Regions from separate parts of the Homo sapiens genome. Here region 1 is linked to region 2. Evidence: read pairs that join two places in POLR2A ChIA-PET (ENCODE). Cell type or tissue: MCF 10A. All regions are shown on one strand. Each heading gives the region's core, and the rest is flanking DNA. Links, peaks and the distances in the headings are about the cores only. Region 1 overlaps ARHGAP15 (Rho GTPase activating protein 15). Region 2 overlaps ARHGAP15 (Rho GTPase activating protein 15).

Region 1 (5,245 bases), core at 1-5,000, 320 kb before region 2:
AATGTACTATCAACACAGTGATCCTTTAAAACGGAAGTCAGTTCATGTCATTCCTACGCAAAAGGCTGTAACTGACTCCCCCTTTTAACCTGCATGAGGGCAAGGATGGTTTTTGTTAAGTTGACCGATGTGTGATAAGCTCCTAGAACAGTGCCTGGCATACAGTAGGTGCTCAGTAAGAGTACACAGATGACCTGGTTTTATCAGTGGCACCACCACTCTCTTTAATCTATAGATTGCACCCTGTGGCACTGTCTGGGACTCTTTCCAGTCCTTTGTGGAGATTCATATCAAAAATACCAGCGAATACTCCTGACCTACTTCAAAGCTGCCCTAGGAATTCCTCTCTTCCCAATGAGCTCCACAGCCAACACCAAAACAATTGCTCCGTAGTCACGTTAAGAGAACTGTTGGCTTTCCGGCTTTGCTCCAGCATCCTCCTTCAGCCCCAGCCTCCTCCTTCAGCCCCTCCATCCCTAAGTCCATTTCACATAGGACCAATGGATAGGTTGTTTGAGATGGCAGTGTGTCACTTAACGAGGGGGATACATTCTGATAAATGCATCATCAGGCAATTTCACAGTTATGTGAACATTATAGGGTGTACTTACACAAGCCTAGATGGTATAGCCTACTACATACCTAGGCTAGTGCTCCTAGGCTATAAACCTGCACAGCATGTTACTGTACTAAATACTGCAGGCAGTTTTAACACAGTGGTATTTGTGTATTGAAATATAGAAAAGATACAGCAAAAATTCAGTGTCATAATCTCATGGGACCACCATCATATGTAAGGTCCATTATTGATGGATGTGTCATTATGTGGTGTGTGACTGTACTTAAATACAAAAGCAGAAATTTTTCAACTGCTCAGTAACCTGCCTTGGTTTCCTATAGCCTGAGATGTCAGATTCCAAGAAAAGTTTCTGCCAGCCCCACCCATAACCTGGCCCCACCCTGCACTCAGGTCTCTCCTTCTCCTTTGCCTCTGGCCACAGGACAGGCTGCTCACACCTATATCCTGGTTCCCTCTTGGTTTTTCTCCAGCCACTCCATGGAACATCCAAATCTCACCAGCTCCACCTTTCACTGGAGACTTCTCAACTCTTTCAGCCCATTTCTCATTTGAATTACAGGCTGCACATACTGTTTAACAGTTAATTAGTCTCTGTTCTGTTTTTTCTTAAGTGTTTTGTTCCCTTCCTGTTACATTAGTAGCACTGCAAAGGCAAAACCTTAGACTTCCGATTGCACACTTTTATCTTCTCCACTTTCCTGCGTATAGTATGGAACACAGAGCAGGCACTCCATAGGCATGCTTCATTCATTGGTGCTTATGTGCTTCTGCTTGTATATGTACTTTGCCCTGCCAGCTTCAGGTAGCTGAACACTTCAAATGATAAATTTTGAAGGATATCCTAAATTTATATATTGTTGGCAAGTAACGGCATTTTTTACAGCTATACTGATGAGGTATATATTAGGATAAATGTATATTTAAACTCCAGCCTTATCTAGTTTACAACATGTTTGCAGCATGTCTAAACGTAGAAAACCATACTGCACCAACCAGTGATTAATTGGGTCTTGCCGTGTGTGTGTGTGTGAGTGTGTGTGTGTGTGTGTTTCTTTTCAAGTATCTAAAGTGAATTCTGTCATTAAGAAGTCACAAAATACATAGAAATTAGTATAAAAAGCATTGAGGAAATAACTAAAGAATACAAATTAATCTAACCAACAATTAAGTTTTTAATGCTATACTGAGGCTTTATTATGGAAGTCTAGGTAGCACAGCAGTAAACCATGTTTGCATAACATAAGTTTAAGCCTGTAATCCCAGCACTTTGGGAGGCCGAGGCCGAGGCCGGTGGATTGCCTGAGTTCAGGAGTTCGAGAACAGCCTGCGCAATACAGTGAAACCCTGTCTCTACTAAAATACAAAAAATTAGCTGGGCGCAGTGGTGGGCGCCTGTAGTTCCAGCTACTCAGGAGGCTGAGGCAGGAGAATTGCTTGAACCCGGGAGGCGGAGCTTGCAGTGAGCCAAGATCCCGCCACTGCACTCCAGCCTAGGCGACAGAGCAAGACTCCGTTTCCAAAAAAAAAAAAAGTTTAAAAAGGTCCACGTTTTTCAGCAACTTTGATTTTATTTTGCAAACATTTGAAGGAAAATTATTACTCCCATCCTTGTTCATAGGTTAAGCTTTGACAATTTGCATTCTGCCATCTTGTCTTCTCTTGATTCATCTTGAGAGTCAGACACTTTTGGCTCTTGCAGGTCCTGACAGACCACTGCTGATATCCCCCTGCCACAGCACTACAGCTGGACACTTTGCAGAGTAGGCACCTCATTTATAAAGCACATTCAGAGACCATGTTCTTTACCTTTTCTTCTCCCCATGGAAAAAGCCATTCTGAGAGTGGGTTTTGGATTGGATTATTATTTTGGACACTCCATGTTTCTGCTTCATTTAGTTCCTAGGACAAATGATGCAAACCTGATAATTCTGGGTGTCAAACCCCATGTTAAAGTCCTCTTTCTTTTAGCCCAGACTTTGATTTCTTGGCCACAGAGAACCTCTTTCCTCCTCCTGTTTCTTGTCTTTAGATCCTGTTCTGAAAGTGTGGTCTGCAGACCAGCAGCAGCAGTGGCACCTGGGAGCTTGTTCTCTGTACAGAATCTCAGGCCTCATCCCAGACTTCTTGAATCAGAATCTGCATTTTTTTTTTTTTTTTTTTGAGACGGAGTCTTGCTCTGTCGCCCAGGCTGGAGCGCAGTGGCTCTCGGCTCACTGCAAGCTCCACCTCCCAGGTTCACACCATTCTGCCTCAGCCTCCCGAGTAGCTGGGACTACAGGCGCCCGCCACCACGCCTGGCTAATTTTTTGTATGTTTAGTAGAGATGGGGTTTCACCGTGTTAGCCAGGATGGTCTTGATCTCCTGACCTTGTGATCCGCCCGCCTCGGCCTCCAAAAGTGCTGGGATTACAGGCGTGAGCCACCGTGCCCGACCCAGAATCTGCATTTTTTAACAAGATTGCTAGGTAATTTGGTTTGTGAGCACACTGAAGTTTGGGAAGTCGTGTGCCTCTTTTAGGGAAGCTAGTGCAGCAGAAGTGCTGGCCACAGGACCGGCAGGCAGAGGAGACTTCACAGTTCCTATTGTCCACCACTTGACCCCCTCGATGCCCTCATTCATTCGAATCCCCCTTCGCCCTAGTACTTAAAAGTGTTTACTGTGCTTGGTGAATGAGTCACACGGCACAGGTGCATCTGCGTCGATAGAGGGCAGTCTTTTTTTCTAGCAATTAGTTGACGCCATTAGGCTCTTCTGATGGAGTCTCGGTTGCGAGAGGTGAGGCCTTTCGCTGGGCTGCAGGATAGCGGCCCTTACCACTTGTGGTCATTAAAGTTCCCGTGGTGCTTTTTGTGAGTGAAGGGATTGTTAACCTCGGCGTCCTGGCTGACTTCCAATCTGTGTAATTACATTCAGCCTACCTAAGTCTGCTCTGTAGTTTCAATTAGGTAAAGTATTGTTCACTTCTTATACTAAACTGCTGTGTTGTGTGGCTACAGACTGCTAATTAGCTAGTGTTTTTCAGGTAGCTGCATTCATGACGAACAAAACGCTCTCTCTGGTCATCATCTTCCCCGCCCCCACTCTCCCCAGTATCCACAATCCTACATACAACTAACTGCAGGCCAATTTTCTATATATTACCATTTCTTGGAAAAAAAAGTGCTTTGGGATCAGAAATTTCTCGTACATGACAATGAACATTTCTTTTGATTCTCTATGTAGCCACCTGCTTCTAACCTTATCTAACTTATTATAGGGTGTATGTGTGGGAAACCCATGCAGAGAATAAAAAGAATGTGACAACAGGTGGAAGAAATAGGCCTTCCTCTGCCAAGATGAAGGGTACATTTCTGTGATTGCCAGGGAAGTATGAATTGCTTTAAGAGCTTGCCACTCCAGGAATTGGTTATTTTAAATGTGATATGAAAGGAAGATGAGGTCAGAGAGGGCAGGGCGTACATTTATTTCTTTTTTCCCACTAGTTAGAAAAATATAGTAGGACATGTAAACTAGCAGTAAAATGCCTCAATATCTCTGTGGGGAATATCTGGCCCTAAATAGGAAATGTGGCACCAGGAGAGAGAATGGAATTCCCTTCTGTTGACTTAAAAGTTAGCACCAGGGGAAGTACGTGGCTCTGGAATGGCAGTTGGAAATGAAAGAAAAGTGGAAAAGATGGGTGAGCAGGAAGCCAAGAGGGCAGAGTTGCAAGGGCAGAGTTGTGCTGTTATCAAAGAAGAGATGTGTTTGAGAATGGAATCTTTCTGAGATGTGAAATGATTGCTATGAAGTGTCCAGATGGAAAAAAATTCTGATTTAGATAACATATCACTTTACATGCCTTTTCACTATGTAAGCAAATTTAATCTGTTTTAATGCCCAACAACATATACACAGATTAATTAGACAAAAGTTCATTTGGAGTGATTTCTTTATCTTTTCGTATCACAAACTCTATGGGAGGTAAATGAAAATCAATAAATGAAGTAAAGAAATGAATGTACAAAATTGATATAGGGAAGACTATGAAGAGGCGTCTATTGACCATCAGTTCATGGAGAGCAGGAAAAGAGGTGTTTTCAGTGCCAGAGAACCAACCTATGTCTTGCCCACCCCTTACAGCGGTTCTGTCCCAACGTGTTCTACTTGTTGTCTCTTTGAAATGAGAAAGAAGAGAAGGGGTTTACTTAGTCCAATGGAAGGACTGACTTAATGCCTGTTAAAAATAGGCTGGTTTACAAATTCCTGTTAGAAGTGGAAGGATATAGAGCCAGAAAATGGGGATTAAGAATGAGATTGAGGGATGTGAACACTCCCAGACATGGGAAGGGAAGCTTCCAGATCCTAGAGCTTTATTGCTTTCCTGGTAAAAGTGTCTTCATTTCCAGCTCAGCATCTACCACACAGTAAGTACTCAACCTGTATTTGTTTCATGAATAAATGTGTGGACAGATGATGTAGGCAACAATGTTTTGAATGTGAAGTGAGTTTTCAGAGTACAGACAAGAGAAAGAATCTGCAGAGGATGATGAATATTGGGAGGAAAGGTAGAGAACAGTGGAAAAATGTATGAGGAAACAGTTTAGTTAAAAAGAATATGGGTAGGATATAGAAGAGGAGAAGAAATGACCAGAAATAAGATACAGGAACCTCTATACCAAGGG
Region 2 (5,507 bases), core at 320-5,319:
TAAAGGTTTTACTTGAATCCTTTTAAATCTTTGAGAAACTAGGTTTTAATATTTGAAATTAACAAAACCAGATGACTTAAGAATATATTCTTCTATAAGAAAAATATAGGTTGTCCTCTAGAAATGTCCTTAGCCAGGTAGACAGCTAACAGGTGAAAAAAAATTTTCATCGAAGTCCCAAAGTGACCTTCAATTAAGAAAAACAATCGACTGATGTTTCTCTACTCTATTAGATGCCAGGAATCTCTGTGCAGTGTTTCTGGGGTTTTTCCTTCAATCAGCCCAACATGAGGCTCTTTCTCAAGCTGTGATTTTGTAAATCTTTTTTTAGTACCTATTGGGACATCCTGTGAATTGTGGTCTCTTCATATCTGCATCATGGGGAAACGCACACAGAGCAGAAAGGATTGGACAGTTTCACATCTCAAAATAGTCCCCACCCACCCCCCCTTCCAATTTAGAAAATAAAATTAGCTGTGAGTTTTTATCCTGGGGAACCACATATTTTGGAAACATCAGAGTTTTCAAGTTCCCAAGCAGGTTAATTCTTTTGTTTTCTCTGTCACTAATAAGCCATTTCCTTTTGCGAACTCAGAAGAAGCTAAATCTTCCCTAGTACCTTTGCTGTTGTCTATTTTTCCAACTTTAGTTTGATCTGTAATAAAACAACAGAATATCTGTGCCTCTCATTCTCTCTTTAATCCTACATGGCCTGACTGAATAAGTCAGTTCTTTTGTTGGGGCTTAATAAACGTATCCTGCATTTTTTATATCATTGTAATAATATTATATGGCAGGCAAAAATATAATGATAAATGATAATTTGCCAAAAAGATTAAAAAAACACTGAGGTGTTACCTATCAAAAGTTCTCCTTCTGTCTGTGATGCAGCACAGATTGTGATCGTGACAGTAAATCTGGTGCTATTGTTAATGCCATGGCACTTGGGTTTTTGGCTTGCTTTAGTCCAATCTGTGACATGCTTGTGAATATCTTTCTTCTGTTCTGTCTGTATGGCATATGGATTTCTGGGATACAACGTCAGACCTATCCACATAACAAGTGTTCAGAGCACCTTATCATTTTAAAAAGCCAATTACTCAAAAAGACAAATGTGAAATGTTTCACATTTAATGATGAGCAAATCTGCAAAACAAATGCAATTTTGCTCGTTCTAAAAAGTTTAGTTTAACTGTAAATATTGCAATGGAGTCTTGCATGACACACACCACCGATAGGAAAAAGCTCATTTCATACATATTGTATATCATCACTGTCAATTACATCTGCACAGGATTTAAAACGAGGATGGTATAAGTAATTAGAAATAAAGCAAATAGAATATTCTAAACTACAAGGCTCTGAAATCACTGTAAAAATGTCACTGCTAACATTGAACACTCTAAAAAAATATTTTGAAAGTCTCACCCAAAAAACTGAAAACTGCATATGTCTACAGAGGTAAAGGTCACTCATGAAACACTCAACAACAAAAAATACCAATTCATTTTTTAGAAATATTTGTCAATATGTAAAGAATGTTTTGTACATAAGTTCTCAGTTACTGTTGAATCAGTGGCTGTATGTAATATTCCCACATGGAATGATGTCCTTTCAAATACTTTAAAACAAAGGTTTAGTGAAAGATTTTATGGGGACATCTTGAGTGCTGAGATTTTTATGCATTGGAAGTGCAGCTAACAAAATACAATAACATTGGTTTTGCAAGTAATATATTTAAATTTTTCTATCTATTTATGATAGAGATAATAGCTAATTTATAAATATTTATTTCTACCTCCATTCATCCTACCCCACCTAAACAAAACAAAGACAAAACTAAAAAGAAATTATTAATCCTGCTTTCCAGCATATCTTATATAGGATATGTAAATAGTTGTCACATTTATGTGTCCTTACTCTTTTTTTTGTCTACACATTCTTTAAATCTTAAACTGTGAACACTGGTAACAGAATATTATATGACATGAGAAATGGAATGCACCTGGCGCTGGTGATTTCAGAAGAAACTAATCTTGATATTTATAACATCATTTAGCAGGCGGAATGGTTTTACCAGGCTTGGAATGTGGAGAGATGAAAAAGTTCACTGAGTTCTCGGACTTTCATTCTACACTGAAATGTACTCAAAAATCAATAAGTCCCCAATCAGCTGTTGAAAACATATATAGAAAAGTCTACTCAACTCCCCTATAGGGGGAGAATTGAGACTAAACAATACCCTGCAATTTTCTCTACTATATGTCATCTTAACTATTTGTCATCCAGCATAAAATTTAAATAAGAAGGACGGAACACCCTATCCATAAGTTAAAGGTAGACAGCACAGTCAACGTATTTCCTAAAGGTAATTACTGAAAATAAAGGCCTCCCTTCGTATTTGGTTATCTGTATATCTAGTATAGGTCCATTTCAATTTTGCATGTGTATCCTACCTTGAAGTGAATGGATATGAGGATTTGCATGGCACTTGCATATTTTTATGTGATAGCTCATAATTCACCAGGTGATCTCAGGGCACTTAATTACAAAAATGTAAGTTATAGACTACCTCAAAACTCTGGTGAAAAGATACAGGGTCTCAGTAAACAAACAACTAGATAACTCTTCTTTCTTGCTTCTTTAAAGTAAATGAATTTTACCCTATTTACAAATAAAGTAGTTTGAAGTGCAAACTCCTCCTGTAGAGCCACCACCTAAAAGTTCAATCATTCACTTTCAACAAATTGTATTTTCTCCTTATTTTAAGCCTAAATTCCTTAAAATATGATAAAATCTGTAACCCACCCAAATTTCTATTGTAACATTTAATTTCTAACAGTTGAGACTTAAAAAAATATAACACTGAAATCCTTAAACTCAGACATTCATCTCATTGTTTATATTAATGGCTTGCAGAGATGTATTTACACAGAAGAAAATGATGATACTAATGGAGCTTTGTCAAAAAACAACCAGTTCACAGAACCACCTAGTGATATGAACTAGACTTGGGTGTGTGCTGATGTGACTTTGAGGATCTGAACAGATCACCCTTGCCTGGAGTCAAATTGCAACAGATATTTGTTGACTAATCTGTTGCTTATTTTTATAATTGTAGTAGTTTATAATCACATTTCAACATCACATTTTGAAGTTGGAAGGAGATTTCAAGATCATCTTCCCACCAATGTCCTTATCTGATAGAGGAAAAGGATCAGATCCAGAAGGCTTGAGGGGCTTTCCAGAGGGGCACATTCCTAGAAAAGCCCTAGGCAGACCCGGAGTCAGATGGTCTGGGTTGGAGTTCTGGTTGCCTAACTTACTCTGTGAACGACTGTAGGAAGTCTCTTAACCTTTTTAAGAGGCTTTTTTCCCAGCTGTAAAAATCTGGTGGCACCTATTTCACAGAGATATTATGAATGAGATAATACGTGGGAAAACCCTGTAAATCGTAATGTTCTCCACAAATACATTACAAGGCCCTTTTCCAACTCACCAGCAACTTAGTTCCTTGTTGCTTTATCATTATCGTTATTATTATTATTTTGCTTTGCTTATCTTATGGAACATAAACCATTAAACAACAAAAGAAACCTCAGGGAATAAAATTCCAGCTTTTTTAGATAGAAGCAAAGCTGCCAAGAAGGGCATTTTTTTTTATTTTTTTGCCTCAGTGCTCTTTGAGCCTAAGTGAAATGGTTTACTTACAGCTTGTACCCCTCTTCTTCTAAAGAAAAAATGTCTCAAAGGATAAAAAAAAAAGTAATAATTGTATAAGGGATAATTACGACAGCTGCAAACCTCCATAGTCAGCCTCCACATTATATTATTATGTGAAATGTTATCTGGGCAGTACCTCAGTCCATAAAGTGTCAGGTGGCCAGTTGGCAACAGAAAAAGAAAGGAATGAGATCAACTTTTTATAAGTGGTTTGCATTTTTTTTGCACCTGTTATTCTACAATTTCTTTCAGTTATATTTCAAAACACTACAGTTGGGATCTCCTTGCCAACCTGAGATGGCATAAGCCTGGATAACAGAACAAAATGTGAGAAGGTCCTTCTGTCTTTAACGCCTGTTCACCAGTGAATCAGCCTCCAATTAATCTGTTTCTTCAGTAGGAGTTTAATAAAAGTCAAGCACACACATGTTCAGGCTTGTTTAGTATTGAAGCTGTGTTAACATTATCTGTCTAGCCAGGTCAAAAATCCTCCGTAATTAGATGCCAGAAACCATTTCAAAAAAAAAAATGAGGATTTTTTTCATTTATTATAAACAATTGATTATTTGAGATAGGGAAGTTTAAATCTAAAGTGAAAGTGCAATGAGAGGGATGCTTCTCATTAAACATTGCAAGGGGAAGAAAGTTTGTTTCATGGCCAAACTGCACATAAAACTCAATATATTAGGTTTGTTATTTTCTGTTTGTTTATGAACCAGAAAATTCAGGATCATTCGGCAACTCTTATTTCCATTCCACTGTGTGGGTGATGATCAGAGTTGGTCGTTTACATTCAATCATATACAGCATTATGCTTGGAGGAAGCTCTTAACCCAGTCATCTGTGCCTATGAACTGAGTGTGCCTCAGTGTTTTCTGGAGGAAATCAACAACACTGCAGATGGAAATACAGGTTTGCATTTACAACAAGCGGAGTTAGCAACTACAAAAGCTCAAAGCTGAAAGCTTCCAAAACCCCAGCTGGGCTGCTGAGTTTAAGCAATGGTAGAGGATACAAAATTCTAGGAAACTTTAATTCTCTTAGAGTTTATGGCAATTGACATTTAACCCATAACTGAGGTGGTACATTAACTTTGCCTAAATCACAAAACAGAATTGCCTTCCCCAGCACCTCTTGAGTCCACCTTGGAGTCTAACTGCTTAGGCTGAGGAGTATGAAATCTGATTCTTGCTCTTACATTTGCTAAGTGGGAGGATGAAATAAAGATGACTCATAGTTATGGGACTTTTGTACAATAGTGAAACTTTTAAAAAGCAGATTTAAGAGTTCAGTAAAAGCAGAAAGAAAACATTTCAAGGCAGAGAGGAGTTAATGATGAGAGTCTACACTCAGGTTACAGATTTCATCCAGTTACTCAGAAAAATAATTTCTTGCTTTCTTTGAGAATTTTTATAATCAATTCATTGAAGATATGAATCTATCTATATACATTTCAAATAATTAAAGAGGACTACTCCAAATATTCTAAATGAAGATGAAACATTGTGAGATAGACCTGCATGTTAGAGAAATTTCAGCTCAGTGGAAATTAATGATGTTGGTGACATCCAGCACCTTATCAGGTATAGTACACTGTAGAGCTCAGTTTTTCTTAAAGTGTTTGGTTTTGTCACATTAAAGTGTTAGGTTTTGTTAAATTGCTATTTATGAAAAAAGTTAAGCAAAAATGAGAAGACTGCAAGTAAAAATGCTAGGGTTATATTTTATTTCTTCTTCGTTTTTTTTTGCCAATATTTTAACATATTAATTGTTTCCACACAGTA

The links. Peaks named below come from ENCODE experiments on the same cell type or tissue, not always from the same donor. Only the 100,000 strongest peaks of a DNase experiment are listed, where the experiment ranks them.
Region 1: POLR2A ChIA-PET joins it to region 2 with 5 read pairs; 2 of 35 experiments call an interaction of 5 or more read pairs at or near these places.

Annotation. Positions count from the first base shown.
Region 1 is chr2:143,718,557-143,723,801 of GRCh38, reverse strand. All of the region lies in intron 13 of ARHGAP15 (Rho GTPase activating protein 15), which reads right to left. All of the region lies in intron 4 of ARHGAP15-AS1 (ARHGAP15 antisense RNA 1), which reads left to right. Among named protein-coding and RNA genes, the nearest start is that of ARHGAP15-AS1, 55 kb to the left of the region's middle. In MCF 10A, for the core only: no CTCF peak of the experiment used is centred there; no DNase peak of the experiment used is centred there.
Region 2 is chr2:143,397,522-143,403,028 of GRCh38, reverse strand. All of the region lies in intron 6 of ARHGAP15 (Rho GTPase activating protein 15), which reads right to left. Among named protein-coding and RNA genes, the nearest start is that of ARHGAP15, 270 kb to the right of the region's middle. In MCF 10A, for the core only: no CTCF peak of the experiment used is centred there; DNase peaks (open chromatin) are centred at 3,088, 4,108 and 4,908.